Regions from separate parts of the Mus musculus genome. Here all the other regions are linked to region 1. A link is a loop called in an ENCODE intact Hi-C map of the cell type or tissue named here. Cell type or tissue: heart. All regions are shown on one strand. Links, peaks and the distances in the headings refer to the core of each region. The heading gives the core; the rest is flanking DNA. Region 1 overlaps Gm20383 (predicted gene, 20383). Region 2 has its middle 11 kb from the start of 2310069B03Rik. Region 3 has its middle 41 kb from the start of Pole4. Region 4 holds the start of Gm40381 (a long non-coding RNA gene). Region 5 has its middle 49 kb from the start of Pole4. Region 6 overlaps Gm32425 (a long non-coding RNA gene). Region 7 holds the start of Eva1a (eva-1 homolog A (C. elegans)).

Evidence for each region. Peaks named below come from ENCODE experiments on the same cell type or tissue, not always from the same donor. Only the 100,000 strongest peaks of a DNase experiment are listed, where the experiment ranks them.
Region 2: a loop joins it to region 1, with 3 times the contacts of the local background. A loop is called at or near these places in 5 of 42 quality-filtered maps.
Region 3: it touches region 1 in a loop (7-fold over the local background); 16 of 42 quality-filtered maps call a loop at or near these places.
Region 4: it touches region 1 in a loop (5-fold over the local background); 30 of 42 quality-filtered maps call a loop at or near these places.
Region 5: it touches region 1 in a loop (14-fold over the local background); 16 of 42 quality-filtered maps call a loop at or near these places.
Region 6: a loop joins it to region 1, with 11 times the contacts of the local background. A loop is called at or near these places in 24 of 42 quality-filtered maps.
Region 7: it touches region 1 in a loop (6-fold over the local background); 21 of 42 quality-filtered maps call a loop at or near these places.

Annotation. Positions count from the first base shown.
Region 1 is chr6:81,984,620-81,989,059 of GRCm38, forward strand. All of the region lies in intron 1 of Gm20383 (predicted gene, 20383), which reads left to right. Among named protein-coding and RNA genes, the nearest start is that of Gm20383, 2.5 kb to the left of the region's middle. In heart, for the core only: a CTCF peak has its summit at 2,573; a DNase peak (open chromatin) is centred at 2,542; H3K27ac peaks cover 450 bases.
Region 2 is chr6:82,890,261-82,894,700 of GRCm38, forward strand. No RefSeq gene overlaps it. Among named protein-coding and RNA genes, the nearest start is that of 2310069B03Rik, 11 kb to the left of the region's middle. In heart, for the core only: a CTCF peak has its summit at 2,495 (motif pointing left); no DNase peak of the experiment used is centred there; H3K27ac peaks cover 1,206 bases.
Region 3 is chr6:82,610,080-82,614,519 of GRCm38, forward strand. No RefSeq gene overlaps it. Among named protein-coding and RNA genes, the nearest start is that of Pole4, 41 kb to the right of the region's middle. In heart, for the core only: no CTCF peak of the experiment used is centred there; no DNase peak of the experiment used is centred there; H3K27me3 peaks cover 305 bases.
Region 4 is chr6:82,117,252-82,121,691 of GRCm38, forward strand. It overlaps Gm40381 (a long non-coding RNA gene), which reads left to right and starts at 2,498. Exons shown (of 2, transcript XR_869194.2): 1 at 2,498-2,883. In heart, for the core only: a CTCF peak has its summit at 2,493 (motif pointing left); a DNase peak (open chromatin) is centred at 2,160; H3K4me3 peaks cover 709 bases; H3K27ac peaks cover 329 bases; H3K27me3 peaks cover 323 bases.
Region 5 is chr6:82,601,910-82,606,349 of GRCm38, forward strand. No RefSeq gene overlaps it. Among named protein-coding and RNA genes, the nearest start is that of Pole4, 49 kb to the right of the region's middle. In heart, for the core only: a CTCF peak has its summit at 1,976 (motif pointing left); no DNase peak of the experiment used is centred there.
Region 6 is chr6:82,700,838-82,705,277 of GRCm38, forward strand. Gm32425 (a long non-coding RNA gene) reads left to right here. Exons shown (of 3, transcript XR_377779.4): 2 at 2,685-2,958. Among named protein-coding and RNA genes, the nearest start is that of Gm32534, 12 kb to the right of the region's middle. In heart, for the core only: a CTCF peak has its summit at 2,077 (motif pointing left); a DNase peak (open chromatin) is centred at 2,074; H3K27me3 peaks cover 837 bases.
Region 7 is chr6:82,040,148-82,044,587 of GRCm38, forward strand. It overlaps Eva1a (eva-1 homolog A (C. elegans)), which reads left to right and starts at 1,481. Exons shown (of 3, transcript NM_145570.2): 1 at 1,481-1,754. In heart, for the core only: a CTCF peak has its summit at 2,250; DNase peaks (open chromatin) are centred at 1,544, 2,244 and 2,714; H3K4me3 peaks cover 2,395 bases; H3K27ac peaks cover 1,990 bases; H3K27me3 peaks cover 1,493 bases.

The DNA of each region.
Region 1 (4,440 bases), core at 282-4,281:
GAATCGCCACCCTCCTCATGGCAGGGTCTTCAAGGGGGTGGATTCTAAAAGGGAAAGTGGCCTCACAGAAAGTACAAAGGCTGCTTTCAGAGTGAGCCCATGTATAGGGTGAGCCTACAAAGTTCTCTGAGTTCTGGTAAAGCCAGGGGTGTATGAAGGAGTCCCAGTGGAGACCTGACACCATATTGTGGCTGCTCTCTTCCTTGCTACAGTCTTCCACGTTTGGGCCTCATTTATCATGGGATGGTCTTGAACTCACTATGGATTTGAAAATGATCTCCTTCCTTCCTTTTTTTAAAAATTTTTTTTGAGTTGGGATCTTACTATACAGCCCCGACTAGCTTGGACCTTGATCTGTAGACTAGACTGGCTTTGAACTCACAGAGAACCGCCTGCCTCTGCTGTCAGAATGCTGGGGATAATGGTATGTACCACCAATGCCTGACCTTTAAAACTGTTCATGCATGTGTATGTGCACAGCCACACATGCTTCACATTTTGTGTGTGGACATAAAGGACAGCTTGTGGGAGTTGGTGTCTCTTCTTCCACAATATGGGTTTAGCAGATTGAACTCTGGTCTTCAGACTTGGCAGCCAGTGCCTTTACCTACTGAGCAATCTCATCTGTCCAAACCTTGGATTTCTGATCCTCCTCCTTCTACCTTCCCGGAGCTGGGACAACAGGCTGGTGTTGCTGCTGTTTCTCGCTTATCAGGCTCTTGGGATTGAATTAAGGGGTTAGTACACACTAGACAAGCAAGCCACAAATGGAATCACACTTCTGCCTCCCTCTTGGGTGTTTTGAGTGCCTGGTTTGCATCAGGTAGTTTGGAGGCACTCGGGGGACAGTTCTGGCAGATGCAGATGGTACCCATGATGCTCTAACTAATGGCGTTGCCAATTAGAGAACAAATGCAAGAAGGCAAGCATAAGAGTGGAGTGAGTAGATCTAGGAGGAAGTCAGAGAGGTTTGTCACCTATCCAGTGGAACTGGAGACATTTGCAGATCAGGTAGTGTCAAACTTAAATCTTGCCAATTATGGCACACAGAGAGATTTGGTTTAGGCAAAAGCTCTGTCTTAGTTAGAGGGTTCTATGGCTATGAACAGATACCATGACCAAGGCAACTCTTATAAGGACATTTAATTGGGGCTGGCTTACAGGTTCAGAGGTTCAGTCCATTTTCATCAAGGCAGGAACATGGCAGCATCCAGGCAGGCATGGTGCAGGAGCTGAGAGTTCTGCATCTTCATCTGAAGGCTGTTAGCAGCATACTGGCTCTCAGGCAGCTAGGACAAGGGTATTAAAGCTCACACCCACAAGGCCACACCTCCCAACAGTGCACTCCGTAGGCCAAGCATATACAAACCATCAGAAGCACCAAAGGGGAGACTGTGCACTCTATATGCTTACGGAGGGGTAGGGGTGCTAGGTGCATGGAGTCTCAGGCACGCTAGAGGTTAAGCTGAGGCCAACGGAGGAGAGCAGACTCTCATATTCCTGCAAGGAACTAAGGGTGCCTCCATTAAGCAATAAGGAAACACCAAAGGGTGTGATGAATTACGTGATGAATAATTATGTTATTTGTTTGCCATTGTCTCCAGGTTCGTTGTCTTCCAGCCCAGTCTCCCATCAGCCAGCCAGTCCTCCCAGTCTTCCCAACCCTACCTACCTTCCCTTTTATGCCCTTACCCCTGACTCATCCTTCAAGTTCCAGCTTCAGTGTCACCTCTTTTACAATGTCTTCACTTACCACTCCCCAGCAGGCAGGTGCGGATGCTCCCCCCAGCATCCTGCTAGACCATCCGGCTCTCTGGAGTCCTCAACGTACTGGACGATCACAATTGGCATGGCTCAGGCGTAGGGTGCCCATGTGTGATGTTGTGATTTGATCCTCCCACCCTGGTCCCTAGCACTGAGTGCTGCTGGCAAGATTCATGTTCGCCTTCTAAGCCCCATGGCTTCTCTCCTTTACAAACTACATTTCCAAAGAGCATTTGCCAACTGACTTCCTCTTTTTTGACCGAGGCAGGAAAAGTATCTTCTAACAGGGCTATCAAGGTGAGAAATGAGAACAAGAAGCAAGAGGCCTGGTGAGATGGCTCAGGGATTAACTGAAGAGTTGGATGCCAGGACCCATGTGACAGAAAGAGAGAACTGACTCCTGAAAGTGCCCTCTGACCACCACGTGACACCTATGTGTCACTTCTGACCTCTACGTTCCATTCCATACTCGGGTCATTCACCCACCCGCAGAACACCTTCAAGCTTGTCACTACTTTATTCTAATTGGATTGTGTTTACATCATTGCTTTTTAAGGGGAAGCAACTGGTTGGAGCTGGATGGAGTAAGGATTGTTTTTTTTTCCCACTGGAAATGCAAAGGAGGACACAGCCTTTTGTTTTTGTCAATTACAGTAGCAAAGAGCCTTCACACACACACACACACACACACACACACACACACACACACACACACACACTTCTGCTTCTTGAGTCACCCCTTCCTGAGAGCCAAAAGAGGCGCTCTTCCTCAAGCCACCGCACGGTGGCGCCTCCTCACAGTCCCGGGGCCTTTCACAAAGCGGCTTTTGTCCCTGCGGGCAAGCAAGCACAGCCACTGTTCCCTGAGCAGAAACCTTGTCCAGGAGTGACCCCACTTGAGCTCACGAGGTTGTCGTTCAGTTGAGTCACAACCATCACCCAGGTGCCAGCTGGTCCCAGGAGCCCTGTGCTGCCCAGTGAGTCTTTGTTTCTAGCTCAGAACAAAAAGGATCCTGGTATCACCTCCCTTGGTAGCACATGAACTTTTGAGAAAGTTTCTGGGGACTCCCTGGAGGGACTTCCAGGGAGTCTCTTTCCTCCTCCACCCCCCTCCACTGCAGACCTGGCTGACAAGGCCTAAGATCACCGCACATTTCTCCCCAGACAAGGGGACTACAAATTTTAAATCTTTCGTGTGCACCCTTCCTGTAAATCACCCTGGCTTGGTGAGAGTTTAAGAGGGAACTGCAACTCGTATGCCTAACATCCAGAACAGTCTGTAGCCTTGACCTTGAAAGCAGACCTGAAACTGATGTAGCCATCTGACCCCCATAAAGTAAGTGACTTTGGATTCCAAAGGCTTGTTGGAGCATGACAATTAGTTATAAAGCATTGCGAAGCTGAGGGTAAGCTCCCTGGAGATGCCAAGCAGAGAACCCAGTGTTTTTGTGGCCTAAATGGAAGTCACAGAAAGTCCTGGCTGTCATGCCAAGAACCAGGCCACAACCCGCCCCATGGAGGAGGAGCCAGTAACCAAAGGCAGCAGAGGTGGCACACAGCTCCAATTTAGGATAGTGTCAGTTGCCATCTGAACAGTGGCTGAGGGTATTTGGGGAAGGCTCTTTCTAATCCCAATGACTGCTTTATTTGATAGACAGTATTAAAGCTACTTTATAGACAAGGAAGGAGAAGGTTACTCGAACAGTTAAGAGCCGCACAGCTCGTTAGCGGAGTTGGGGCTCAGGACCTTAAGGCTCAGGCAATTTCTGTTCCCTTGATTACATGACTCTCCTTGAGGTTGGTGTGCACATTAGAAATGGGGGGTGAAGAGAAGTAGTTGGGCTAGATCTTGCTGGAATACAGGATTCTCTGTGAGGTGTCAAGTTTAGACAAAGGATAGCTTTGCCCGAGAGTCAGCCAGGAGCATCATTGGGTCACAGAGTCCCCATGGGGACTCAGTGGATGGAACAAAGCCAGCAGGAACCCCATAGCTTCTTTGGCATGGCAGTGGGTGGGTTTCCTGTTTGTCCTCCTCTTGTCTTTGCTCCATGAGCCTCTGCCAGGGTTGCAAGCGCATGTATGCACACAGGCAAAGTCACACACGCATGTGTCTGCACACTCACACATGCACATGGCTATACATATGTACATGAACACACACCCACAACCTATTCACAGGCTCACAAATACCCAGCCTTCACCCCCAGCCCCTCTGCCTGTGGGACCCTGCCTCATGGAACGACTTCTGGTTCTGGAGGCCGAGGTTGAGGACAGGTACCCTCTCCGCTGGTCTCCACTTACTTACTGAGGCTTGTCACTGGACCCAGAGCTCACAGATTTGGGCTAGGCTGGTTAGCCAGTCTTTCCCAGGGGACCCACTCTCTCCTTGTCTCTCCTTCTGGAGGCACCAGTTTTTTTTATGTTGGATTTGGGGTACCAGTCCTCATGCCCATGTAGCAAGCACATATCTACTGGACCATTTCCCTAGTCTTCTTATTGTTTATATTTTTGAAAGGGGGCCTTATGTATTCTTTGATATACAGTTACAATGACCTTGAATATCCTTCTTTCCCCTTCACAGTGCTGGGATTATCAGCTTGAACCATTATACTCCATTTAGGGCTCTGAGCACTTGAGGTAAGCTCTGTCCCCAGCCCATAGACAGTGCTTTCGTTC
Region 2 (4,440 bases), core at 181-4,180, 910 kb after region 1:
AAGTTAAACTGCAGAATGGGAGTGGAGGAAAGGGGTCCCAAGTATTGATAGAGCACCTCAATTCCTACCCAGCCCACCCGGGGTCAGCTTTCTGTACTTGACCCCAGAGACCTGACACTCACAGAGGCCCAAAGGATGAATCTGTTTCCTGATGCTCACATCCTGGCCTTCTTCTCCCAGCTAAAGTGGACACTAGGAGGCTAAGAGTGTAGCTTAGGGGGAGGATACTCTACATGCTCGGCATGTATGAAGTCCTGGCTTCAGTTCTGGAGATACAGTTAAATAAAATGGATACTAGGAACTGAACATTCCAAGAACCATTTTCATCTGGGTACCACCTTCAGGGCTCGTGGGTTGCTGAGGAGGACTCAAAACCTCAGGTCACATTGGGATTTGACCCTACCACTAACAAAGAGATACAAAGACCCGCAGTGTCCCTTTTCATCAGCATCTCACAGGAGGGTCAATCCAGGCGAGCCCATGCTTTCCTCAGTTCCCATGAATCAGTGCTCTGGAAGCAAACGCTGTTATTGAGACTCTGGAAGCTCAGTTATTAATAGAGCCAAAGACCGGGCTTTACTTGAAAGACAGGTACCCTGTCCACCCAGTGCTGACCAGGCCATGGGATGGGGGGAGTACTGAAGTTGTTGCGGGTGGTTTTCTGCTCTTCTTAGTGCCCCCTAATGACAGCATCTCCCAGGAAAAGGTCAAAGTTAGCCTTTCATTCTGGTCCTTGCAACGCCCAGGGCTTCCCAGCAGCTGGCAGAGGAGGGTGGGCCAGGGAAGCTTGCTTTACTGATTCTCTGTTGAGACCCACTCCTTCCATGCCTGATGCTTTTCCAAACCACTCTTGTCAACATACCTTGGCGACTTTGCAGCTTCCCTAACCTTCCAGAGCCTTGTTTGTCTCCATCAGTCGCTACCATAATGCCTTCTTTGTTCCATGGGCACTTGCGCACCTTATGCACATCTGGATTGCTGAAATATTGGAGCTGGGGGTGGGGCGGTGATGATTTGAGATGTAGTTCTTGCCTACAGACCAAGTGCTTGCCTACCTATTGTACGACAGACTTTTCATGGAAGGACACCAAGACACTCATCTATTCACCCCAGAGAGGGAGGCCATGGCAGATCAAAGTAACGACTGTAGCAACATCCAATTTGGTAAAAAGTAAGTTTTTACAGGAGTTACTATCAGGACTGTGGGTGAGGGGGTCACTTATAAAGAGCAGGGATCACTCAGAAGCAGCCGCATCACCAGAAAGCCCACCCCAACATGGGTGACCTGTCCCCATAGCTGCAACCCTGGAGCTCTCTGTGCATCCTGGGGCACTTCAGCAGCTCAATCTCCAGACACTGCGCATGGGGCTGAGCCGTAAGCATCCTTCAGACTTGTGTGCTCCCAGGCATGTGACCTTTCGTTGCCCTCCTGGAGAAAGTATTTGCTCAGAGGGCGTGTTGCCACTTTGCTGCTGCGTTTCTTTTACAGGATAATAGCAGTGGGTTTTCCCCTAAGGTGGCATAGGCCTGACCCACTTCCTTCTGCAGGAAATAGAAAGGGGAAAGGTTGTTGGTGCCCAATTGGTTCTTTTCCCCTTTTCCTTAAAGTCTGGGCCCCATCCCATGGGAAGGGATCACTCTGTTCAAGGTGGGCTTTCTCCCCCAGTTAATCCTCTTTGGAAAAACTCTGTCTCTCTCCCCGTCTCTCTGTGACTGTGTGCATGTCCGTCTGTCTCTCTTCTCTCTCTGTCTTTTCTCTTCATCTATATCCCTCTCTCATACAGACACACAAAATGGGCTTCATTAATGACCTGCTTGTGTATATTTGTATTTTATCATTTAATTTTTTGTGTGTTTTGTTTTAAGATTTATTTTATTGTATGTGTGTGACTGTTCTGCATGCGTGTATGTCTATGTGTGGGCCTGGTACCCATGGAGGTCAGAAAAGGGCCTGAAATACCCTGAAACTGGAGTTTATGGATGGCTAACCATAAACTGCCGTGTGGGTTCTGGGAAGTAAGCTCTGGTCCTCTCCACGGGCATCTGTTGAACCATGGAGCTCTCTCTCTAGCCCCTGCTAAGCTGTGTGTCTGTCTGGTGTCCTCTTGCTTGGGCTGCAGCCTTGTTGATGGATTGTATGTTGATGAGGACTGACCTGCTCTCACCACCCTGAGAAGACATTTATGATGATTACTTTTGATTGTCGACTTGACTGACTTAACGGCCAACTAAGGTTGTGCGTGATGGCACATACATTTAACCCCAGCACCCGGGAGGCAGAGATAGGTAGATTTCTGTGAAATTTGAGGATAGGGGGATCTATGTAGTGAGTTCCACACTAGCCAGGGCTATAGTGTGAGACTCTGTCTCAAAATCAAATCAAAACAAAAACAAAACTAACTAAAAGGAAAAACAAACAAAAAACTGGGCTGGAGAACTGGAGGGTCACAACCACCTGTAACTCCCATTCCAAGGGGTCTTCTGCCCTCTACAGGCCTCCATGGACACTGCACTCACACACACAGCAAGAAAGACACACACAAACACACACAATTTTACAAAATAATAATGAATTCTTGAAAGGAGAAAGAGAGAGAGATGTTGGCACAGAAGTGTCAGAAACTTCTCGATTGCCCCCACACTTGGCTCGTGGGATCCTGCTGGGCATTCCATGAACACGCGTGAGCAGTCACCACTGTTTGGTGGCTGGCATGGTTAACCCCATAGACTGATTCTGAGATTCTCGTTTGCACAGGCTTCCATAAATGCACAAAGTACCTAGAACGGTCTTCTTCTTAAGGTTGAAATCACAGCCTGGACTACCACTTGCTTCTGGTATCTCTTCTATACTGATGCTAAGTTCCTTTGACCTGAAGCAGGTGATGTCAGTCTCATTGCAAGGACTGCCCAGTGCCCTTTCTCCTCATATTCTGAGCACAGAATGCGCTGCCCTTGCTCATGACCCATTCAGGACTCATCCCCGCCCTCCACTCTTCGTGAACCTGGGGAGTATGGAGATGCGGCACACAGAGGAGGAGAAGAGGGCTTCAAAAGGCCTGGCCAGTTGGTATGAGATGTCTGAAATGTGTTTACTGGTCAGGGAGGAGTTGTGGAAGAGGTAGGTATCATTAAAATACATTGTCATTGTATGAAATTCTCAACGAATGAATAAAGACACTGTCTTTTTTAAAAGTACTAACTGAATATAGAATATAAAGATTTTTTTCTAGCAGTGTTGAGAACCTGTTGAGGGAGGAAGTCATCAATCTGTCCCCAGTCAGCCAGTCTGACTGAATTTTCTCTGGCTCAACTCAAGCATAGAGAATAAATGTTAGGAATGACTGAGTTAGGAAGTGACCTAATTCAGGTGGATGGGGAGAGCAAGCTGTGGGTCACTGGGTCCAGGGCACGCACAGACACACAGACAGACAGGGGGGGGAGAGGGAGAGGGAGAAGGAGAGGGAGAGGGAGAGGGAGAGGGAGAGGGAGAGGGAGAGGGAGAGGGAGAGGGAGAGAGAGGAGAGAGAGCGAGATGTGGTGTCCCACTGCAGTCAAACTGCGGGGAACCAGCCAGGACCTTGAGAGGGGTAAATGGGGTGGGGTGGGGGGGGGTGTACAGAGGAGGGAAGTTCAGGATGAAGGAAACTAATACAGTTTGCACTTCAAGGTAGATTTGGATTCAGTGCCCTTGACAGCTACATAGTAATTTTAAGGCTGGTGTAGGTCACATGAGACCCTATTTCAAAAAGATAAAAATAGGCAGAGCAGAAGTGGCACAGGCCTTTAATCCCAGCACTTGGGAGGCAGGGACAGGAAGATCTCTGTGAGTTCAAGGCCAGCCTGGTTTACAGAGTGAACTCTAGAACAGCCAGAACTACACAGAGAAATCTTGTCTTTATTATTATTATTACTATTTCTTTATTTATATTTCAAATGTTATCCCCTTTCCTAGTTTTCCCTCTGAAAACCCCTATCCCATCCTCCCCAGAAACCCTGTCTTTAAAAAATAAATAAATAAATAAATAAATGAATAAATAAAACATGTTTAAGAAGAATGCTTCCTATGTCCTTTAACACCCAGGTTCTCAAGACTGTTAATCTATCAACTATCCTTTTTGTCTACACCCCACACACCTTCCCTCTGTTCTTATCTCCTGAACTCTTCCCACTGGCAATGGAAGCAGCCAGATCTTGGCTGGATGTAGGGTGCCTGCCTAGCATGCATGAAGTCCTGAATTCCATCTCCAGCACTCCACATAGACTGGACATGGTAGCACATGCCTGTCATCTCAGCACTCCAGAGGTTAAAGTGGGGAGGAGCAGAAATTCAAGATCATCCTGGACCATAGTGAGTTCAAGGCTAGCTTGGGCAGCAGGAGACAAGAAGGAGGAGGAGGAGGAGGAGGAGGAGAGAGAGGGGGGAGGGGAGGAGGAAGAGAA
Region 3 (4,440 bases), core at 143-4,142, 630 kb after region 1:
CCACACAGGCAGATACTGTAAGGAAAGGGGTGGGGGAATAGAGTCAATTCTCTTTCAGTTTAAGAAATATCACATGAAACTCAAGAAAAAGGAAGACTATAGTGTGGATACTTCTATCCATCTTAGAAGGGGGAACAAAACACCATGGAAGGAGTTACAGAGACACAGTGTGGAGTAGAGACTGAAGAAATGACCATCCAGAGACTGCCCCACCTGGGAATCCATCCCATTTACAATCACCAAACCCAGACACTTTTGTGGATGCCAACAAGTGCTTGCTGACAGGAACCTGATATAGCAGCTTTCTCCTGAGAGGTTCTGCCAGTGCCTGGCAAATACAGAAGTGGATGCTCTCAGTCATCCATTGGACTGAGCATAGGGTCCCCAGTGAAGGAGCTAGAGAAAGGTCCTAAGGAACAGAAGGGGTTTTCAGCCCCAAAGGAGGAACAACAATATGAACTAACCAGTACCCCCAGAGCTACCAGGGACTAAACCACCAGCCAAAGAGCACACATGGTGGGACTCATGGCTCCAGCTGCATATGCAGCAAAGGATGGCCTAGTCGGACATCATGGGTAGAGAGGCCCTTTGTCCTATGAAGGCTCTATGCCCCAGTATCAGGGAATGCCAGGGCCAAAAAGCAGGAGTGGGTGGGTTGGGGAGCAGGGGGAGGGGGAGGGGAGAGGAGATTTTTCGAAGGAGAAACTAGGAAAGGGGATAACATTTGAAATGTAAATAAAGAAAATATCCAAAAAAAAAAAAAAAAAAAGGAAAGGAAAGGAAAGGAAAACTTCAAAGTTTTGTCATTTAGCCTCTGCATCAACCCCACTCTGAGCAAGCCTCAGGGGACATCACAGAAGGAGGAGGCAGACAGAATGTAAGAAATAGGGGGTGGGGAGGAGGAGCCTCCGGACCTGACAGGGAGATGTGGTTACACAAGACCTGTACGAGATCAAACCAGCTTAAAATGCCAAACACTACGGGCACCAGGTGGGGGGAAGGGTTAATACCCTCACCGCCGCTACCCTGCCTTTGCCCCTGAATCAGTCGGGATTGCTAGACCCAGGGTCATGAGAGCTTGGCCCCTTACCAGCTGCAGCACTTGGGAGAGCAGGCTCTGCACCTCACCTAGGCAGCGCAGTAGAGCTGGCCCAATGGAGAGAGCACTGGTAAGCTAGCCCTGAGGGTGTGAGCATGGGAGGGCTGCACCCACCACTCATGCTATGAGGCAGAGTAGGCGCCAGGGTGATGCCCTCCCCTTCCTGGCACCACACCACCTGCAGTAATCCGGAAAGCTGGCCCTGCCCCTCACTGGGGCAACATAGTGGAGCTGATCCTGACGGCAAAGCCACGGGTAAGCCATCCCTGAGGCTGTGCAATTGGGACAGCTGGCCCTGCCTCCTGCCAATGGCGACATTGGGTGGCCTAACCAGAGCAGGGCTGGAAAGCTGGCCCTGATGATGCAGATAAGGGAGCGACAGCAAGCTGAGCAGTTTCAGCTACCATCCACGCCCTGTTCCAGTGATTTGAGTGACACCCCCCCCCCAAACACACACACACACACCAAAATCTACATTATTTGTGAGCTGTTGTAGTGGTGAAAGGACGAGTCCTGCCGATCCAAAGCTGCAGGATCTCCATGATGGGGCAGCAACAGGATAACTAGGAGGAGTCCCTGTGAGGATCCAATATTGGTGGTGTGACCTCAAACCAGACCAATGATTCATTGCAATGAACATTTGCAAGCGAAGATGTGTGGACAGAGAGGAATACTGTGGGACACACTACAGCATACAACAGCTTCCATGATGAGATGTTTTCTATGCTTTGTTTTGTTTTGTTTATTTTGTTTGTTTATGTGTGTTTTATTTTCTTTGTTGGGGGGAAAGGTTGCAAGGGCAGAAGTTAGATACAAGGGGGTGGGGGAGATGAACAGGACTGGGCTGGGGTGCATGATGTGAAACTGACAAAGAACCAATTAAAAGTTAAAAACAACAACAACAAAAGGCCAGCCAGCATGGGGGGTGGGCATCCTGACCCCACCCCTAGCTAAGGAGTTATAAGTCGCTGATGACTGCTGGGAGGAGGGGGAGTCATTTTTCATTAGGAGCCTGTCCACACTGGTTTGTTTCCCGTAGCCCTTGGGTTGACATGCCTTCTGGATGTTCCTCAGACATGGCAAGACAACATGGAAACCTCGAGAAGGAAGTGCATTCAATCCAATGCACGTTTTAAGCAGCTGTGTTTACTCAGCCTGGAAGAAAAAAGAAAAGAGAAAAGAGACAGAAACGAAAAAGCGAGAAGAGGTGGGCATACAAGTAAAAGCTATGGCTGGTCTGCTTGAGGGACGATTTGATGGCTGCATATTCCATAGCATTTGTATAGACATTACTTCTTTGGTTGGGTTTTTTTCATTTATTTGCTGGTTGTCTTTTGAAGGAGAGTCTGGTATATTCCAGGCTGGTCTTGAACTCACTAAGGGGACCTGGAATTCCTGATCCTCTGGCCTCCACCTTCTAAGTGTATATTAATCATATACCACCTGCATCCAGCTATCTCTTTGTATTCATCAAGCAAATTTGCTATTTCATTAATATAATTGTTATCATCTATACTATTATTTCCATCTTATGGAGGCCAAAGTCAAGGCCATAAAAGTCCAGAATCTTGGTTAGGGTTACTATTGCTATAACCTTATAACCAAAACCCCATGACTGAAAGCTACACGGGGAGGAAAGGGTTTATTTGACTTACATTATCTGAATCATGGTGCATTGAAGAAAACTGTATTGGTCAGGGTTCTCTAGAGGAACAGAACTAAAGGAAAGTTATTTATTAGAATAACTTAAAGGCTCACAGACTGTGGTCTAACTAGTTCAACAAACATTGTCTTCCAATGGAAAGCCCAAGAATCCAGTAGATGTCAGTCCCTGAGACTGGACGTCTCAGCTGACCTTCAGTATACATTAGAGTCCCAAAGAAGTGAGCTTTACTGCCAGTGAAGCAAGTGTGAAGGACATGCAGAAAAGAGCAAAATTCTCTTCCACATCCTTTGGAAAGGCTGCTGTGAAAAGGTGTGGCTCAGATCTAGGGTAGGTCTTCTGACCTCAGGCGATGTGGATTTAAGGTGGGTCTTTCTACCTCAAGTGATCCAATTAACTACAAATCCCTCCTAGGTGTGCCCAGTGACTTGGATTTTTAGCTAATTACAGATACATTCAAGTTGACAATTAAGCCTAGCCATCACAAATCCACCCAGCTAAGCTTCCTAGTGGAAAGGAATTAAAGGGAAGCTCAGGCAACAAAGGAAACCATCAACAACCAAAAGCTTATACAAATGCGATTTAAGGCGGAGGCCAGGTTCCAGCTCCAGTAAGCAGAAGAACTTGGCAACCTCAGCGTGGTTCTGGCTTTAGAGTCACATCACGAGGGATACAGGAGTAAAAGGGTTGTGGAATCTTCCTCTGCTGATAAGGAAAGATGCTGAGGCCAGGTGTGTGTCAGGGGAGTCCCTGCATGGAGGTTAGAAGAGGCCATTGTGTGAACCTGTGAAGGTGAAGCCTGGGTTGTGTTGAAGACTCGAAGATGTAAATGCCAGCGCAGATACGCCAGCGCAGATACCTGCCCAGGAAAGCCACAGACTGTGTGTGGATCCAGTCCAAGAGAGAGAAGTGTGTTACAGTGAACAAAACTGAAAGGTGTGGGAGATACAAAGAGGCCTCTAAGGCCTCAGACATGAACACAGAACTACAGGATTTGGAGTCAGCCCTGCTGCTTTTTGCTCTCGCCATGGCCCTGTTTCTCACTATGCTCCCGTTCCTCCCTTTAGGAATGAAAATGTATACTCTGTGCCATTGTGTGTTTGAAGTATGTGATCTGCTTTTGTCTTTTGATTTTATAAGGGGTTACAGTTAAAGGATTGCTCTGAGTCTCAGAGAAGACTTTGGAATGTTAGAAGATATTAAGACTGCAGGGCTGGGGACTTTTGAAGTTGGATTAAATGCATTTGCATTATGATCTGGCTACAAGCCTGTGGGGGCCAAGGAGTGGAATGTGGTCATTCAAAAGAGGATGGCCCCACAGGTTCATCTATTGGAATGCTTGGTCACTGGAGCATGGGACTATCTGAGAAGGATCAGAGGGACCAGGTAGTATGGCTTTGTTGGAGAAGGTGTGTCACTAGGGGTGGGCATGGAGGTTTCAAAAGCCCACTCCAGGCCCAGTGCCCACTGTGTGTGTATGTGTGTGTTGCTGCCTGGGAATCAGGATGTAAAGCTCTCAGCTATGCTCCAACACCTTGCCTGTCTGCCTCCCACCATGAATAAACAATAAGCAAGCCCCTAATTAAATGATTCTTTTACCTTAGTTACCTTAGTTATGGTGTTTCTTCACAGCAACAGAGCAGTAGCTAAGACAGAAGTTGGTACCAGGGACTGAGGT
Region 4 (4,440 bases), core at 299-4,298, 130 kb after region 1:
CTGATTCCCCTTCCTTGCTGGCACTGACAACAGTTGTTTTTTTTTTTTTTTTAATCTCTAATCTTTATTAATGTTAACTCTCAGACCACACATCCCACACCAGTGTAAGTTACAGAATGGCTACAAAAAATTTAAAGAGAGAGGAGAGTCAGGGAGGGTCTGACTCAGAGACAGAGCAGCTCTGGGGCCCAGGCGGTTGAGCTTAAGGAGTTGATTCTCTTGCAGAGGCACAGAGCCCTGAAGGTAGGGCACAAGAGATAGCCTTGGTCAGATGGTCAAATGGACCAAGGGAACACGATTTGAATGGACTGCATCAAACAGTGGTGACCAGCCCCAGTCAAGCTGAAAGCCCAGGGACTCCTAATAAGAAGTTCTCTGTTAGCCCCTAGAAGGATGGACAGATGGGAGATTGTGGGGACCATCACCATAGCAACAGGGTGTATTTCCTCTTTATGGGGTCCAGATGAGAATGTTATCCTCTGCTTGGGTCTAATGTATTCAAAAAGTTTTTAGATCTGTTTTATTTTTTCTGATATGATTTCAGTATGTCCATCTGCTCATATGTTCCCAATCTTCTCCACATGTTTATAGGTGCTATGTTTTTTATTTTCACAACTAACCTATGGGTCTGTGCCCCATGGGTGGTGCTGGGTAGGCAGTGGTGTCTATGTGCACAGAGACACTATCGTTTTCCCCAGAATATGTACTCACAGTGGAACCAAAGGCTGGCCAGTAAAATGGCATCATCACCCAGGACAGGGCACACCCTGAAGGTCGCTCACAGGACTTGGAGTAACTTAGAGCCGCGCACAGCCTGCTCTTTCCTGTGGCCATGCTCTACAGATTTAGATCAGTAACCGAGTGTTATGACCCAAGAATTCATACCTTTCTGCTCACCCCCTGAGTGCTTTATGTCCATAATCAGGCCTGTGGACTTAACCTTGAAGTCCTTGCTTCATCAGTTCTATCTTTGGGAGGGTTAATGAGCCCAGACCTATGCTATAACTCACATGATTCTAGAAAAAAAGGTTCAAGAGCCCAGGGGGCTTTGGTGTCCGGATAAAATGCCTATTAAGGACTAACTGGTATTGCTGCTCTTTTGAAGTTCCCTGTACCTGGCACTTCATGCATCTAATGAACCCTCTGGTTTTAGCAAATGCAGGGAGTTGGTCCCCTCAGCTCCCTTGTCAGACATGAGAACAGAAGGTGCTGTGTGGCCAACCCACCCCATCATTGATTTTCCCAACTAGGGAACTCTGGACATTGAAGAGGGGAGCTGTTAACGATTGTATCAGGAAATAGACACAAGTTTAACTGTGCAGACAAAGCAGGGTACCTGTGGATCTCGTCGTTTCTCTCAAAGCATTGCCTCCCTCAAGGTAGCCCTTGAATTACTTGAATGTATCGATCATAGCAGGATCTATTGAGAATGTTCTTCCCTCAGAGCCTTACAAAAGCTTTAATTCATTCTGGTATTTGATCAAATGTCTGGCTTTATGTATGACTCTATTTTCTTTTATAGTCTGTTTTATTACTCTGTGTGTATACATAGAGCAATAATATATATGTGTATTAAAAACACACAGAATTGAACACCAAATAATATGAGATGAGGGTGCTGGAAGGATGGATCAGTGGTTAGGGTGCTTGATGCTCTTGCAGAGGACCCAGATTTGGTTCTCAGCTTCCATGTGAGGCTGCTCACTTGAAACTCCAGAGAGCCAATGCTCGTCAAATTGTGAGCCCAAGCAAACCCTTATTTTCTCCCGGTGCGCTCCTCAGCTCTTTTGTCACACCAATAACAAAGTAACAAATACAGCGGGACTTCAATGGGCTTACTGTCCTGGCTCACTTGTACCCCACCCACCACACTAGCAAGAACTAGACAGTTCTAATTAGCTTTGAATCCTCTAGGAGAAAGGAGGGCCACAGACTGTCTCTGTTTCTAAATCTTGTTGGGGGGCGCTACAGTAAGCTTTAACTCACCACAAGTCGGTGCTAAGCAGGTTCCATGACTGGAGTGGCAAAGTCTATGTGTGGCACCTCTCTGCAAGCTATTCAGGTTGCTCTGAGGACGTTCAGAATTCCAGGCTCTGCCTGAAACACCACGCAGAATGCTTGTTTACAGCACCTACTCTGTGCCGCCATCTTCCGGTCTGGTACTGCTTAGAGTGTAAAGGCTGGGTCCTTCCAAGGACAGCCTGCTCTTAGCCCGAGAGAGATGGCTTTCTGTTCAGCAGTCCTGACCGGACTGGACCACAGAGAACTTTGTGAGGAAGCTCTAGGAACTTCACCAGTCTGTGCTGTCTGTCTGTCATTGCGGGGAGGCTCCAAGCCATTAATCCTAACCTCAGGTGGCACAATTTTATGTCAAAACACTTGACATAACTTTATGGTTTCGCCCCCCCCCCCCCCCATTCAATTTGAAAACTCTGGGTAGCTGAATAAACATTTTCTTTATAAGCAGATGAGAGATCGCCCTCTGCTGGGCGGACTCACAACTGCTGCCCACATTTAGGAAGAAAAATCAGCGTCCACATTTGATTTTGAGGAAGAAAATAATGTTCGCCTTTGGCTTAAAAATAGCGTTATTTTACAATGGATCTGCTCCTAGGATAAATTCTCTAGGAGCCTCTTCCTCTTTCGGGCTTTCCTTTATCCTTTACAGAGGGGTCAGCTGAGTGTTGGCATTCCATTACGACAACCCCAGAGCAGGCTATTATTGTCAGCTCTCTAGATGCTGTGATGCTAAACCCAGATGAAGAGTCACCAGGTGGGGGGCAAGGCTTTACTTGGTTCTCCAGTGGAGAAGTTTGGTACATTTGGACTCTGGACAGCTTCACACAGACGGTTGCTGCTTTCTTTGCCACTGCATTTTAAAAAGTAATGTATTGTTTATTATTTATTTACATGTATGTGTGTGAATATGTGCATATGCGAATGCAGTGCTCATAGAGGCCAAAAGACACCAGGAGTCTGAAACTGGAGTTATTGGTGGTTGTGGTCCCTTGGTATGGGTGTGGGGACTAGGCTGCAGTGCTCTGGAAGAGTCATCCATTCCAGACCCAGACTTCCACAACATTTTGAAAATTTAATTTTATTTGTGTGTGTGTGTGTGTGAGTGAGTGTATGTGAGCATTCATGTATGTAAGTGTGTTTCTGTATATGTGTGTGTGACTGTGTGCATATCTCTCTGTGTGTGCATGTGAGTGTGTGCATCTCTCTCTCTCTCTCTCTCTCTCTCTCTGTGCTGGCTCAGGTGTCATTCCTTAGGCAATATCGATCTTGGTTTTGTTGTTGTTTGAAACTGTGTTTCTCACTGTCCTAGAACTTGCCAAGTAGATTAGGTTAGCTCACCAGTGAGCTCCAGAGATCCACCTGTCTCTGTTTCCACAGTGCTGGGATTACAAATGTCACTCTTTTCAACATGTTGGCTCTACGGATTTAACTCGTGCCCTCATGCTTGTGAAGCAATGGAGCCATCGGTCCATCCTTTGGTTGGCTTTCTTTATGGTAAATTTTCACAATGAGTTTCTACCTTAGTGTTTCTTGCTAAATCCTTAAAAGTCGGTCAAGGTTTGTGTTGGACCTCTTCTTGTCTGTGGACTCAAGGATGCACATAACACATACTTTGTGAATGAAAAAAGAAGGAAGGATGTGACTTCTCCTAGGTATGGCAGAAGAGAAATTTTATTGTAGATATGAGGGGAGAGCAGAGCCAGATCAGAGACATCTGGGAGAGTCCAAAATGAATGTGACCAGTCTGATCTGGACCATACGAGGAGAGGGGGAAGGGGAGGAAAAGCGGAGAAGTGGAAGGGAGAATACCTGCTGACCATGATGGGTAGTCTGGGCCAAAAGAATAATGGGTAGATCAAAATGAGCCAAAATGGCTGAGTTACGTAGGGAGGGGCAGCTGAGGGAAGGCAGCCAGCCTCTCTGGGTTGGGAAGTTTAGGGTAGGAGGTGAGGTATGCCAGCCATACCCTGTAGGAATGCAGGAAAAACCTAGCTGCCAGCTCGGTTTTGATGTGTTAATGGGCACCAGTTAGTCATTTGTCCCAGGTTTGAGACCTAACATTTTGTACATGCCAAATTAATTAATTAACAAGTACAAGAACCACAGTTCTTTCTCTGGATTAGATGATATCTTGCTGATGCCAGAGAGTTTTATTATTAGGCAGTAAGATTTTTTTTTAAAGTTATCATAGGAATGGCCTGATTCTATGCCAAAAGAGGATGCTGAGATTTTCTTCATGTGGGAGGCAGTAGATCCTGGGGAGAAATCCTAGGATGTGACCCTTCTGTGAATCCTGGGGAACACAGAGAGTCTTGGCAGAAGAGCAGAAGAGTCCTTCAACTAAAAGTGTAAAATAAGGCAAAGCTTCTGGGAAAAGTAAAAGACTGTCCTTTGGGAAAAAGAGGATCTGTTGTTCATCAG
Region 5 (4,440 bases), core at 307-4,306, 620 kb after region 1:
ATCTGGAGTCTAAGAACACTGGGAAAAGGCTTTAGCTATGTTAGAATACAATCTTAAAAGGCATTTACTATAAGGTGATGCTTAATAGAGTGCACGTGAATCTATACACTAGATTAATGTGGTGGAAATTTGAATATAATGGGTTAGGGAAAGAGATGCCATAACTCTGGGAGGAAAATTTCCCTGGACTCTTATCCTCGTGAAACAGCTTCCAGGCTTTTCGCCTGACAAACCGATCCAAACTGGAGAGTTGGCTTTCGACAGAATATCCAGGAGGAGAGTCCTAGAAATTTATTTCTCATGAGCAGCTTTTTGGCATTTTTGCCTCACAAGCTGACTCCACCAGAGTACCCTGACAGTTATCCTCTTCTGGCCTCCACAGACACTGAATGCACACAGTACACATACATACATGCACACATACACATAAAATAAAAATAAGTTTGTTTTTTTGTTTTTTTTTTTTTTGGTTTTTCGAGACAGGGTTTCTCTGTATAGCCCTGGCTGTCCTGGAACTCACTTTGTAGACCAGGCTGGCCTCAAACTCAGAAATCTGCCTGCCTCTGCCTCCCAAGTGCTGGGATTAAAGGCATGCACCACCATGCCCAACTAAAACTAAAATTTTTTAAAGAGAAAAATGTATAGTAACCTTGAACTGGAAAATTTTAAATTATCAATAATTCCACTACCTTAATACAGCTATCCATATTTTGTGTGTTTCCTTACATTCTTCAGTTATATAAATATAAGTATATCTTAGGGCACTGCAATCAAGACCATGCATAAAATTTCACATCATTATGTTCCTACAGCACTATCATTTCTATAATTAAAATTTCCATGACTACAAAATATTTTATCAAGGGAATTCAGTGGGATTTAATTAATCATCCTCTTATTTTGAATCATTAATTTGGGTCTAATGTCTCCCTATTACAGAATAGTCTAGCAACGGCGAACATTTTCATGTTTCTTTTGTCCCTCGTTCAGGGTTGTTCTTCTGGCTTATTCCCAGGAGTGGAATCTCTGTGTCAAAAATGTTCATATTTTCAGAACTACTGGTGATTTCTGCCAAGTTGCCTCCCCAGGTGTTTCCATGTGTCGCCACTACCCGGGGAAACACCTGAATGGGAGCCCTAACATTTTGTAAAGAACACTCCGTACTCCCCAGTTCTAAGTGATTCGTTATCTAAAGAAATCAGACCCCAAGTGGCCAACTCCCTCAGGCTGCTCAACGTGAAGGGAAAGGAAGAGAGCCTAGAGCTCTGAATTCACATTGTAGCCCCTCCAAAATCCTTCTCCTGGATGCTATGCCCAATTGCCTCTCTTTATAGCTATAGCCTTTCTCTTCATGCCAATCATGAATTCTCACTGTATCTGGGCACAGTCTGTCTTGTTAATCAACTGAACACGATGGCTTTTGACTTCGGTTTTATGACTGCTCATAATTCAGACACATTTCTGCTGGGCTGGATTCCAGGGGCAGAAAGACACGAGAAGGAGCAGGTGGACAGCCCTCAGCACTAATGATACCTCTGTGGGGTCCTCAGAAACCAGGAGCAGTGCGCTCGGTCTGATTCCCTGCCCTAGCAGATTGGCCATTGAAAGGTGGGCTCGCCCCCAGCCAAGTCCGGAGAAACTGATTGTTTTATTAACAATTAGTGTGGGAATAATGCGCAAAATTGACAAATCCAATTTCCAAATGCCTCGAAGTGGAGATGGACAGTCTGCCATTAAGACATTGAGAAGGAGGGTAGAAGTTTTCACGTAGCAACTCCATAGGATGGTGAAAGTAGAAGCTAAAGGGGGTGAAACCTGAGTAGGGAAAGGAGGGAGGTGAGGAACTTGCCTGATGTATGAGGGGTGGACTCTGGTGCTGAGGGAGGAGATAAGAGTTGCAATATCAGAGAAACCCCCTTGAGTCTGCAGACAAGGAGGGAATCTGTACCCGTGGCTGTGCCTCCCTCTAGTGGCCAGGCAATGTGCTCCCTGCAGCTCTATCTGGAGGCAGGGAGAGGTGGTGCAAAGAATAGGGTCTGGGCAAGTCCTAGTTAAGATTCAAATCAGGAAAATGTGGTATAGATGAACAGTGTCATAACCCTATGAATCATGGAGAGAAACCTCTTCCAGAGACACCCCCCACAAGGTGTGACTGTAACTACCATAAGTGAGAGACAGAGAAAAAGACAGAAAACAGAATTAAAGTGGGCAGAGTTCTGGTGTCAGAGGAGAGGTGACACAGGGGTTGAGAGGTCATACTTCCGTTGGGATCTGGGTTAATCTTATAGATGTGAGTCTCAATGACCAACCTCTGGAGTTAATCAGCCTGCTTCTCTGTGGCACCTGTATCCACTGATGCTCCTGAGAGACCTGGGACCCACTGTGTTGGTTCAGAGATGCTCAGATGTCCTGCACGGCCCTTAACTCAACAGCTATAGGAATTTAGATGAGAAATACCCCCCAAAACAAGTTGCCCCATGTCTGTCTCTTTGTCTCTTCTCTATCTGAATGTCTGTGTCTGTCTGTCTGTCTGTCTGTCTGTCTCTCTCTCTCTCTCTCTCTCTCTCTCTCTGTGTGTGTGTGTGTGTGTGTGTGTGTGTACGTGCAGATATGCATGCATGTGGGTACATGTACCAGAGCATTCAGAAGCCAAAGGGTGACTTCAGCCTTCATTCCTCCAGTGCCATCCGCCTCCTTTGGTTTGTTTGTTTATTTTGTTTTGTTTTTCAATATCAGGGTCTTTCACTAACCTGAAACTTTCCAGGTAGGCTGGGCTAATTGGTCAGCAAGCCCCAAGGATCTGTCTGTTTCTGTCTGCCCTCCTGGAATTACAGCGTGCACCACGGAGCCTGATTTTTTTTTAATGTGGATTCTGAGAATTAAGCCCAGGTCTCCGTGCTTGTAAGGCAAACGCTTTACCTACTGAGATTATGTCCCCCGCCCCACATCTCTATCTTAGGCAAAATCTCTACCAATCATTCTTAATGGGTGGTTTTCGTTCAACTGGCAGAAACTCAACAGACAATGTCTAGTCCCCGGCTGGTGTGCACTGCAGTGGGGGTTGGGCAGAGAAAGCTAATCAGCTGAGAAGAAGCAGTTAGCACTTAATTCCATAATTTGCTTTGAGCCGCTCAAGTCAGCCATAACATAATCACCCCCTCCACCTGGCCAACAGCAACAACAGCCCAGACTGCTCAGATGTCCAGGGCTGCCTTTCTGGACGTAGTGTGGCAGCACATCAGAAAAATAAATACATGAATAAGTAACTCGAAGATTATCTGCTTTCTATTTAAAGGCTATCCCAGGTTGTAGAGAGAACATGCCTGTCAACTGATGGATTTGCTCATGAGATTCTTCTACTATGTTCTAGATATTGATACTTTATCAGTTCAAGTGCATTGGCTGCAAGAAAAAACAAAAAACAAACAAACAAACAAACAAACAAAAAACCAGAGTGTGACTGGATAGGTGGCTTAGGATGTGAAAGCTTTTACTGCTCTGGCAAAGGACCCGAGTGTGGTTCCCAACATGCAGAGCATGAGCCAGCTTACAACTGCCTGTAACTCCAACTTGTAGGATCTGAAGCTTTCTGGCTGACTCAGTGCACACATATGCACTCATACATACATGTACGTGTGTGTGCATGAACACACACACACAAGTAAAAATAAAATTAAAGCAGGTGTAGTGGCACATGCCTTTCATCCTCATGCCTCAGGAAGCAGAGGCAGATGAATCCCTGTGAGTTCAAAGCCAGCCTAGTCTACCACAGGACAGCCAAGGCTACTCAGAAAAACTCTGTCTCAAAATAAACAAATAAATAAATCTTAAAATATAAACAGTTTTTTAAAAAATTCTATGACTAATGGTGGCTTAACAAATGAGGCAATCGTCTCACAGAACTAGAATGTTTGCTGGGAGTTCAGAACTGGTTTGCAGCTCAACAACTCGAGTGGAATCACAGGATCTTCCCTCCGCTCCCTGTTGGCTGTCCTCCTGGATTCAAGATGGCTTCCACAGCTCCAAGTCTCAGAACTTTACATGACAGCCTTCTGTGGAAGAGGGAAAGGATCAACGCCCAGCACTACATAAAGCCAGCACACCGACATGTGCTGTATTACGACGTGTAGGAAGTGGGAAACAGAAGGATCACAAATGGAAGGCCATGCAGCAGGTTAGAAGTCAGCCAAAACTCCATGGGACCCTGTCTCTAAAAACAACAACAATAATAAAAATTTCGGGGCCTGGGGATATAGCTAAGAGGTAGAATGTATGCTTAGCCCACAAAAGGCCTTAGTACCATCTACAGCACATAATTGATTAAATAGTTAATTAGCTGTAAAGTTAAAGCATAGGCCTTATTAGCTACTTAAAATATAAACCAGTTTGCTAATTCCCAATGCCAAGAGCCTGGAAGGATTTGTTTGTTTGTTTGTTTGT
Region 6 (4,440 bases), core at 289-4,288, 720 kb after region 1:
TGTGACCTGGGTGTGTGGCCTTTCTGGGTGTGTGACCTGAGCTATTAACAGGCTTTCTCCAGCAGGAAAGTCTCAAAAGTGTGAGTGGCTAGGGGGAGGTGGGTAGGTGTGTGTGGATTAAAGTGGGGTTTTGGGTTCTGGGGTGTGTTGGGGGGGGAGGAGTTGGTTTACATAGGCATGTGTGCAATCGCACAGCTGTGGATGGCAGATGTCAACCTCACAAGTCCCTTAGTTACTTGCCACCTTGGGATTGCTGTGATCTGTCTTTACATTTATTTGTTGTGAGCACCTATACTCAGCAGTCAGAGTCAGTTCTTTCCTTCCATTGTGTGGGCTCTAGAAATAGAACTCGTGCTGTCAGGCTTGGTGGCAAGCCCTGTTACCTCCTGTGCCATCTCAAAGGCCTCACTGTGGTTGTTTGTTTGTTTGTTTGTTTGTTTGTTTTGAGACAGTTTCTCACTGGTTTGGGGAACACCAAGTTGGCTAGAATGAGTAGCCTCTAAGTGGCAAAGATTCACCTGTCTCTACCTCCGCAGTACTGGGATTACAGGTGAAAAGGTCAGCTCAGAAACTTTGGGAACGTCATGAAACACTTGCCCCTCTGGAAGGAAAAGGCTAATTAACATTTCTCAGACCACGGGGGTGGGGGGCACATTCCACATGGCTAACCCTGCTCACCTTCAGACAGGGAAGTCCTTGTCACCTCATTCCCTAAAGACCAATCAGTTTAAAGGGTGCACTGTTCCACCAATCATATTGTGCCTAGTTGCTGATGCTCTATTTTGGCCCTGGAAACCATATAAAAACTGGCCGAACTGCTGCTGGTGGTCGCTGCCTCTCCTTCAGGTCTGGGACGACCCCAGTGCACTGGAACAATAAGTTCCTCTTGCTTTTTGCATCAACCCCAGCTCCACATGGTTCACTCAGGGGGTCCCCAGTAAGCTAAGCTTCCCCAGAGTTTTATGCAAGCATGTGTCACCACATCAGGCTACAGATTCTGAAACATTTATTTATTTGTTTGTTTGTTTTTCGAGACAGGGCTTCTCTGTATAGCTCTGGCTGTCCTCACTCTGTAGACCAGGCTGTCCTCGAAACTCAGAAATCCGCCTGCTTCTGCCTCCCAAGCACTGGGATTAAAGGTGTGTGCCACCACTGCCTGGCTCCGAAACATTTTTTTAAAGATTTGTTTTAGGGCTGAAGAGATGACTCAGCAGTTAAGAGCAATTGCTATTCTTCCAGAGGACTCAGGTTCAACTCCTGGCAACCACATGGTGGCTCACATTTGCAGGGATCTGCCACGTATACACTATATATATGTGGCTGGTGCACATACATACATACATACATACAGGCAAATCACTCATATGCAAAAATACATTTTTAAAAAAGGTCTATTTGTGTGTTGAGTAGGGGTGGCTGCACACGTGTAGTTGCTGAGAGAATCCAGAAGAAAGTGTCAGGTCCCCTGTAGCTGGAGTTACAGTGGTTATAAAGCTATCCACTGAGGGAAGAGAACTTTGGTCTAGTGCAAGAGAAGTAATGCTCTTACCCCTGAGCCATCTCTCCAGCTCGAACTTTTTAAACGTTCTAATCAAGGACCCTGAATGTTAGTTTCACACTGGCCTCTGTCCTCCCGGCACAACCAGCCAACTGAATTCCAGGAGGCGTCCAGGGCAAGCCAAGAGAAGACAGAGGCAGCTGATGGAGAGGTTGAGGGGCTTATAAGAAAGGGCATGTGGCTTCTCCCCCTCTATCCGACCCCACTCCGGTAACTGTCAGCTGAAACAGCTACCTCGTAAAAGACTGGCAGGTGTACCACCATCATCACCACCATCACCCGGGCCCCCGGCCCCCATCCCTGCTTCCCTACTTCCCTGCCCCCAAGGAACAATCCTAACACACCTGCAGAATACAGTCAAAGGAGGTGCAACCGGAACATAAACTGCGCATCAGTCAGCCAGTCATGTCTGGCCCGTGGTTCCCAAGGGCTGGTTTCTAGCGCCTGTGACACTGCACAACACGTGTAGCTCCGCAGAGCTCTTTCAGCACCTCCGAGGGGCGGGCGCCACCTGGTGGTCACTCTGAGATCTACTCGAGGCCACGTGCTCTTAAGAGCAGGGGAGCTAGGAAGGCCAATTCAGCACTGGGGAGGTGGAGGCAGGAGAATCAAGAATGCAAGGCTAGCTTTGGCTACACAGCGAGCTTGAGGGCAGCTTAAGCTACACAAGACCCTGTCTGAAAAATAAAACAAAACCATCAAACAAAAAACCAAACCCAGTAGCTAGGGAGATGGCAGAACTTGTTAAATTGGGCTAACATGAGGACTTGCATTGAGATTCCCAGCATCCATATAAAAGCCAAACAGCCATGGCTGCCTATATAAATCAGCTAGACCCCAAAGCTAGCTGGCCCACCACATTAGCCTAACCAGTGCCTTCTAGGCACTGAATAGTGAGGCTAGTGCCCTGCTGCAATATTCAAGATGGAGAGCAAGAAGTTCCCAGGGCAGACATACACACAGCCACACACACCCACATACCTGTGCACACACATGGATGTGAAGAAAGAGAGGAGGGAGGAAGAAAGAGAAAAGAGGAAGAGGGAGCCAGTGGTGGAGCAGAGATGGTGAAAGTGAGGCACCAGGTGTGGATGAGCGAACTTCCCTCAGTTCTGCATTTGCCCAGGAGGAACAGCTTCATTGAAGAAGCACAAAGAAAAGGCAGCCGTTGAGAAAGGGAGTCTGTGTCTGCCGTGAGAGGATCAGAGACCTGCGGGGACACAGAGCAAGGCAGGAGTTCGGGGCCAGCAGAGAAGAGCTTGCTCTCACCGGTGAACAATGTGGCCTTGTTGGGGCTGGAGGAATAACTCAGAGGGTGAAAGGCAAACCTGACAACCTGCGTTCATCAAATATCCCCCAACCACAGATTTGCACATACATAGGCCCTCACCCATCCACAGGTAAATCATTGGGTTTTTTATAATAGTTTGACCTTGTTCACCAGCACAGGGAACAATACTGAGGCTCTAGAGTATAGACTTGAGACCCTTGTTGCACTGGGTACTTAATACCTGTTGTCCTGCTAATTAAGGTCAAAGTCTACCGTTGTCCAGATAGCCTTCTGAGCTCAGCACAAAATGGGAGACTCCCTTTACCAGCAGAGATTCTCCTTCTCTGACCTTGTCTGAGGAGTTCAGAGCCCCCACCCTCTACCAAAGGTTTGTCACATTCGTAGCCTTGATTAGCTCACAGTTTCAGCTGCCTTTCTTCCACCACAGAACCCATTCAGCAAGCACCTGAAATCCCCCAAAAGCCTCTCCATGCTAATGAGGCGTCTCAGTTCCTTATCCTTCAGCCAATGACCTTTGCCCACCCTCGATATTCCTACAACCTTCCCCAAAACTATACAACCCAAGAAAAGTTGATCTGTCTCCCTGAAGCTGATCCCGGAGATAAGTCTGCTATTTCTGTTGTACTCACAGGCTCTTCCAAACCTGCCTGTTGACTCTGCTTCCCCCAGGAGAAGGGAGACCCAGACACCCACTTTATTTATTTAATTTTGAGACAGGGTCCCTCTGTGTGTCCCTGGCTGGCCCACAACTCACTGTATAGACCAGGCTGAACTCATTCACAGAGATTCTCCTGCCTCTGCCTCTCGAGTGTCACCAATCCTGATTAATTTTTTTTGCCCTTGCTGTTTTTGAAGCAATGTCTTATGAAGCCGGGTGGACTTAGTCAGGGTTTCTATTGCTGCAACAAAACACCATGACCAAAAGCAAGTTGGGAAGGAACGGGTTTACTTGTCCTACACTTCCAGATCACAGTCCATCATTGGAGGAAGTCAGGACAGGAACTCAAGCAGGGCTGGAACCTGGAGGCAGGGGCCGATGCAGAAGCCTTGGAGGGGTGCTGCTTGCTGACTTGCTTCCCCAGGCTTCTGAAGCCTACCTTCTTATAGAACCCAGGACCACAAGCCACAAGATGGCATCCCCGGCAATGCGCTGGGCCCTCCCCTCATTGATCACTAATGAGAAAATGCCTTACAGCTGGATCTCATAGAGGCATTTACCCAACGAAGGCTCCTTCCTCTGATGACTCTGGCTTGTGTCAAGTTGGCACACAAAACCAGCCAATACCCAGGCTGTCCTGGAACTTAGTACGTAACTGCTAAGGCCTACTTTGAATTCCCAGTTCTCCTGCCTCCACTTCCCAAAAGCTGGAATGACAGGCACGCACCTCCACACTAGAACCATCCACTATTACTTTAATACTCTAAATGGGTCAGGAAATAAGAAACTATTAGCCCCGTCTTAGCAAGGGACAGTACAACCTAAGTCAGTCACTTACCTGCCAACTTTGGAACAGGCGGTCATCAAATTCCCACCAGACTCTACTCAGTTCGAGTCTGGTCAGCCAGGAGCCATGCAGGCGCCCTTTGCAGG
Region 7 (4,440 bases), core at 239-4,238, 55 kb after region 1:
GTTATGGGGAGCGTGCCGAGTGCCTGGGTATGGAATTTGGAGTTGGTTAAGTGTGTGTATCTTTTACAGATAAGAAAAACTGAAGTCTGGAGAGGAGGCCTTATTCAAGTTCAGGGAGTAGTTTAGTGGCCGTCCAAAGCTAGAACTGGTTGCTCAAGGCACCGATGAAGCAAGACCCTTCCTGCCAGACCAGTAGCTTCTATAAGAGAAGACAACTGGTCTGTGTTTACATCAGGACCCTGAGATTGTTTTCTTTGAGGGAAAGCACTGCATTTCAAGGTTAAATAAAGCAAGCACTGTTTGGCCAAGTGTAGACTATGGCTCTCAGCCCTGGCTCTGTCAGATCAACTTTCAGAAACACACTTGGGGGACCCTCTTTAGACAAATTCAGTGATCGTATGAGTGGACCTGGGTTTCTTCTCATTTTTAAACCTAATAGCTTAAAGTCCAGCCAGGGCTCTGTGGTCTGATATATTCAGTCCACCATGCCACCAATGGTCTTGAAAGCAACATTTTCAAATAGCATCTGAATCCGGGCATTGGGTCAGAATGTAGACTCTCAGTGAGTCAGGTCCAGAGGGGCAGGAGAACAGCAGCTGTTTCTAGAGTATGCTTCTGATAGCAGTTCTCGAGGACACCTGGGATTCTGATGACCCCTTTTGGTCCCTGGTTATTCCATCCAATTTCTCCACCATCTGAGCCCTTGGTTTTCAGTTGCCCTGGTTCCCAGCAACACCCTTTCTTGGGCTGGCAGGGCGATCTCTTCTCTGTTCCCCTCCTTCTTCCTGTCTTTCACAGGGCTGGGCTGCACAGCCTGCCTGTCTGCCTGTCTAGACTGTCCTCTACCATTAAGACTGGTCCACTCCTATCTTTGCCCCAGTTACCTGTGCTAACTGCCGAGGAACAGGATGTCCTTTGGGGTCATTCTAGCCTGTTCTGCACCAAGCTCCTTGTGGCCACTGCATAAATACTCCTGTAGTTTAACAAAACTTCAAACCCAGGCAAGCAAGACCAAAAAGTGGTAATGTCTTCTGATACTAACGAACATTCCTTGGAGATTATGCATCAGACTTTAAACTCTCCACTCAGAAAAAAAAAAGAGTCGATCAAATTTAACAAAGTAAGTGGTTATTTCCTGTCTGGACTTGGGGTTTTAAAGCTGGCTCAACGAGTGCAGTCCACCAGGCAGGAATAAGCCAATGAGGGTTGGGGGTAGGGTTGGATTCTGCTTGCAGATCTGGGCTCCTTGCTGTAAAGAGGGAAATGTTGGAAGTTCGGGACAAGGTGGGGACCGCGGATGGGGAGATCATGTAACCCAGGGGACGGTGGGAAGCGCGGGGAGGCAGGCAAGAGTTGCCAAAGTTGAACTAAGTTGGAGCAGCCGTTCAGGTTTCGCGTCTCGCGGCGCCCACGTGGGGAAGGGGGCGGGGAGCGGGAGGGAGGGCAGGTCCGGAGCCGAGGGGCGGGGGTGGGGTGGGGTAGCGGGGGGAGACCGAAGGAAATGAGACAACCTTTTCCTCCCACGGACTCAGGCTCCTCTAGAGTGTGCAGGGCTGGAGGAGTCCAGAGGCTGGGTGTGCGCGTTCCGTGCTCAGCCCTGATTGGGGAGGGCCGCCCCAAATTGCTCTCCGGCGCGCGGGTGCCCCAGCCACAGGGCGCAGCAGCACACTGCCGTGCCCTTCCCTAGGTGATCTGATCCACTCCAGGCCCCCCTGCTCGGTCCCCGGAAGTACGCGCCAGTCGTCCTAGAGAAGGTAAGCTGCTTCCCCGAAGCGCGCTCAGGGCGCGGGGACACTCTAATTCTGCTGAGCGGGAACTCTTTAGTGCTCTTCGGATCCCAAACTACCGCTTTGTTTCCAAACCCCTGTCCAGGTGTTAGCACCGGTCCTGCCTTCTTCTTTTGCTTCTCCTTCCTTCTGGCGTCCCCAGCGTCTTGATCCTGTTTGGCTTGGTCAGACCACTCTTACCCTCTGCCTTGGGCTTTGGAGAACTCGTGAATTCCAAATCAGGGCGCTTCTCTTAGCTGCTCCAATCCCTGGAGCTTGGCTGAGCGGGCCAGTCGGCGGCGGCGGATTTAGGCTTGGCTGGGGATTAACCCACCTGAAGCCGGCCTAGCGAAGTACTTAGTTAACTCTTCTCAGAGCCACTGAACTATTGACACTTATTTGACGACCCCCGCCCCCCCGCGCGTCCCCAGATCCCCGAGATTGGAGTGGACCGTGGCGTTCTAAGGCTGTTGGCGCCCCCTAAAGCTTTAAATGTGACGCTCTGTTGCTGGAGAGGGACTCATCAGGTTTGGGGGTGAAGGATCCCGACGACTGGGGGTAGAGGGAAGAGATCTTTGCAGGGCATGAAGACAAACCAGTATGGCTCTGAAGCCGGCGAGACGGACCCGCTGGGTAGTTTCATTTTTGTTACTTAGTTAAACACCTTTTCCAACCTTAGGCCTGTGGCAGGAACTTCTAGGAATCTTGGCTTTAAAAATGGACAAAAGGAAAGGAGGGAGTAAGCGGCCTTGAGCCTCGCAGTTTGCAAAGGGTCCAAGCGTGAATTTGGATCCCAACAGGTCTGTGCCGCACACCCCAAGTCCAGCCCTAAAGATGGTTCCTCAGTCCAGTCTGAGCAAGAAATCTGCTACCTCCTGCCTGCTCACACTCAGGGAAGACCAAGCCTTTACCTTTTATAGCAAATACATCGCGATTCCGTTCAAATCCAAAGCGTTTATTTAGAGCCGGCTGCCGTCCTAGCTCACTGAAGAGGATACTACCCGGCGCCGCGCTCTCTCAGCCCCTCCCTCCCCTCCAGGCAGTGTAATTGTTAGTCTGCCACCGCGGGCCGGCTTGAGGTCAAGTCCGGTGTCAAGGAAGCCAGGGTCAGACCACCAGCCTTGGTAATGCCTTCTTGTGGCTGTTTTCTCTTCGGAAAAATAGTGGGGCCAAGAGTGTAACACACAGGGGTGGAGGTTGGAGGGGTTGGGGGGGAGTGGGGCGGCTAGCACTTGGGAGTGGAATCCGGAGGATCAGAAGCTCAAGGTCATCTGTGGCCACAAAATGAGTTTGAGTCCAACCTCGTTCCACAGGATTCTGCCTCAAAATACCAGAGTCAACGCCCCCCCTCCGATGTCAACCAGGAAGTAAAGATGGTGGAGCTTAATTTTAATTTTAGAGATATTTTATTTTGTATTTTGTGTATGTGTGTGTGTGTGCCACATGTGCTTTAATTGTGGCCCTTAAGGGAAGTCTGGTAATAGCTGGAGATACTTTTGGCCCTCACCCTGTGGGTGAGGGAGGATGCTGTTCGCTTGGTGGAATGCTCAGGAGAACCCTCTCCTCACAATACCTCTGGCCCATTACTGCTTGTGCTTTCATTGGGTCACCCTGACTTAAGGAACTGGCTCACAGAGAGTATCCCAACTCCCCTCCTTTCCAGATTACCCCAGCCCCTGTTCTCATATCCCCACCCCCACCTGCAGCCCCAGAGTCAGAATTCCACTGCTGGCTTCCCACCAGGCCGCTGGCCTGCCCCACACTTTTCTTGCTTCTCCATTGCTTACAGAAAGGACCTGGGTCTACAGGTGTCTGTCAGTCATTAACAGCAGCCCCTAGCCGGTCTCTTGAGGGGTGAGGCTTAATCTGTGACCTTGCACACCAGCTCCAGGCTTCCCTGCCCACCCTCAACCTCTAGCCCTTCTGCCATGCTTCCAACACATCCCAGTTCACCGATCCTCTGCTGTTTTGACCTCTTGAACCCACCTTCCCCGCCCTAGTGGCTTGGCAAACTGCTCATCTTTCTTTGGTCTAGAACTCAGTCTCTTCTGGATGGGAGCTTTTCTCCATTTCTTAGGACAGTGCCCTTGTTCCCTGCTGCCCTACCCAGTCACCTTCATTTCTTCAGTATCCCATTTGCAGAATTTACAGCAGGGGACCCCGTGGTGCTCACCTCTCCACTGATACCCACATACTGAGCCTGGTATGGGGCTGTGCTCACAATACCTGCTGAGCTCAAAGGCTTTGGATGTTGTCTGTATTCTAATCCCAGCTTTGTCACCTGTAAACTGTGTGACTTTGGGCAAGTGGGCTCAGACCCTCTGGGAGTCTTACAGGGAGAGCAAGCTGCATTCTCTGCAGGTCAGTGTGACGAACTAATAGGATAATTGTCCATTTTAAGACCGAGTGCCTGCCCCGTGCCATGCTCACTCCATGAATTTTGACTCGCTCGATATTGTATCATCACTACGAAGTTCATTGCAGAAGCACAGAGAGGCTGCAACATTTGCCTCACATCACACAGCTCATTAGTGCTGGGGCCAACATTCACATAAACCTTTGGATTTCAGAACACACACTCTTCTTGCTACAAAGGTAAGCAAGGGATTGTAGGAGACTCAGCCAATGTTCAGTGAATGTGATATGTGATTTGTCGACTAGATTAGTGGGGGCC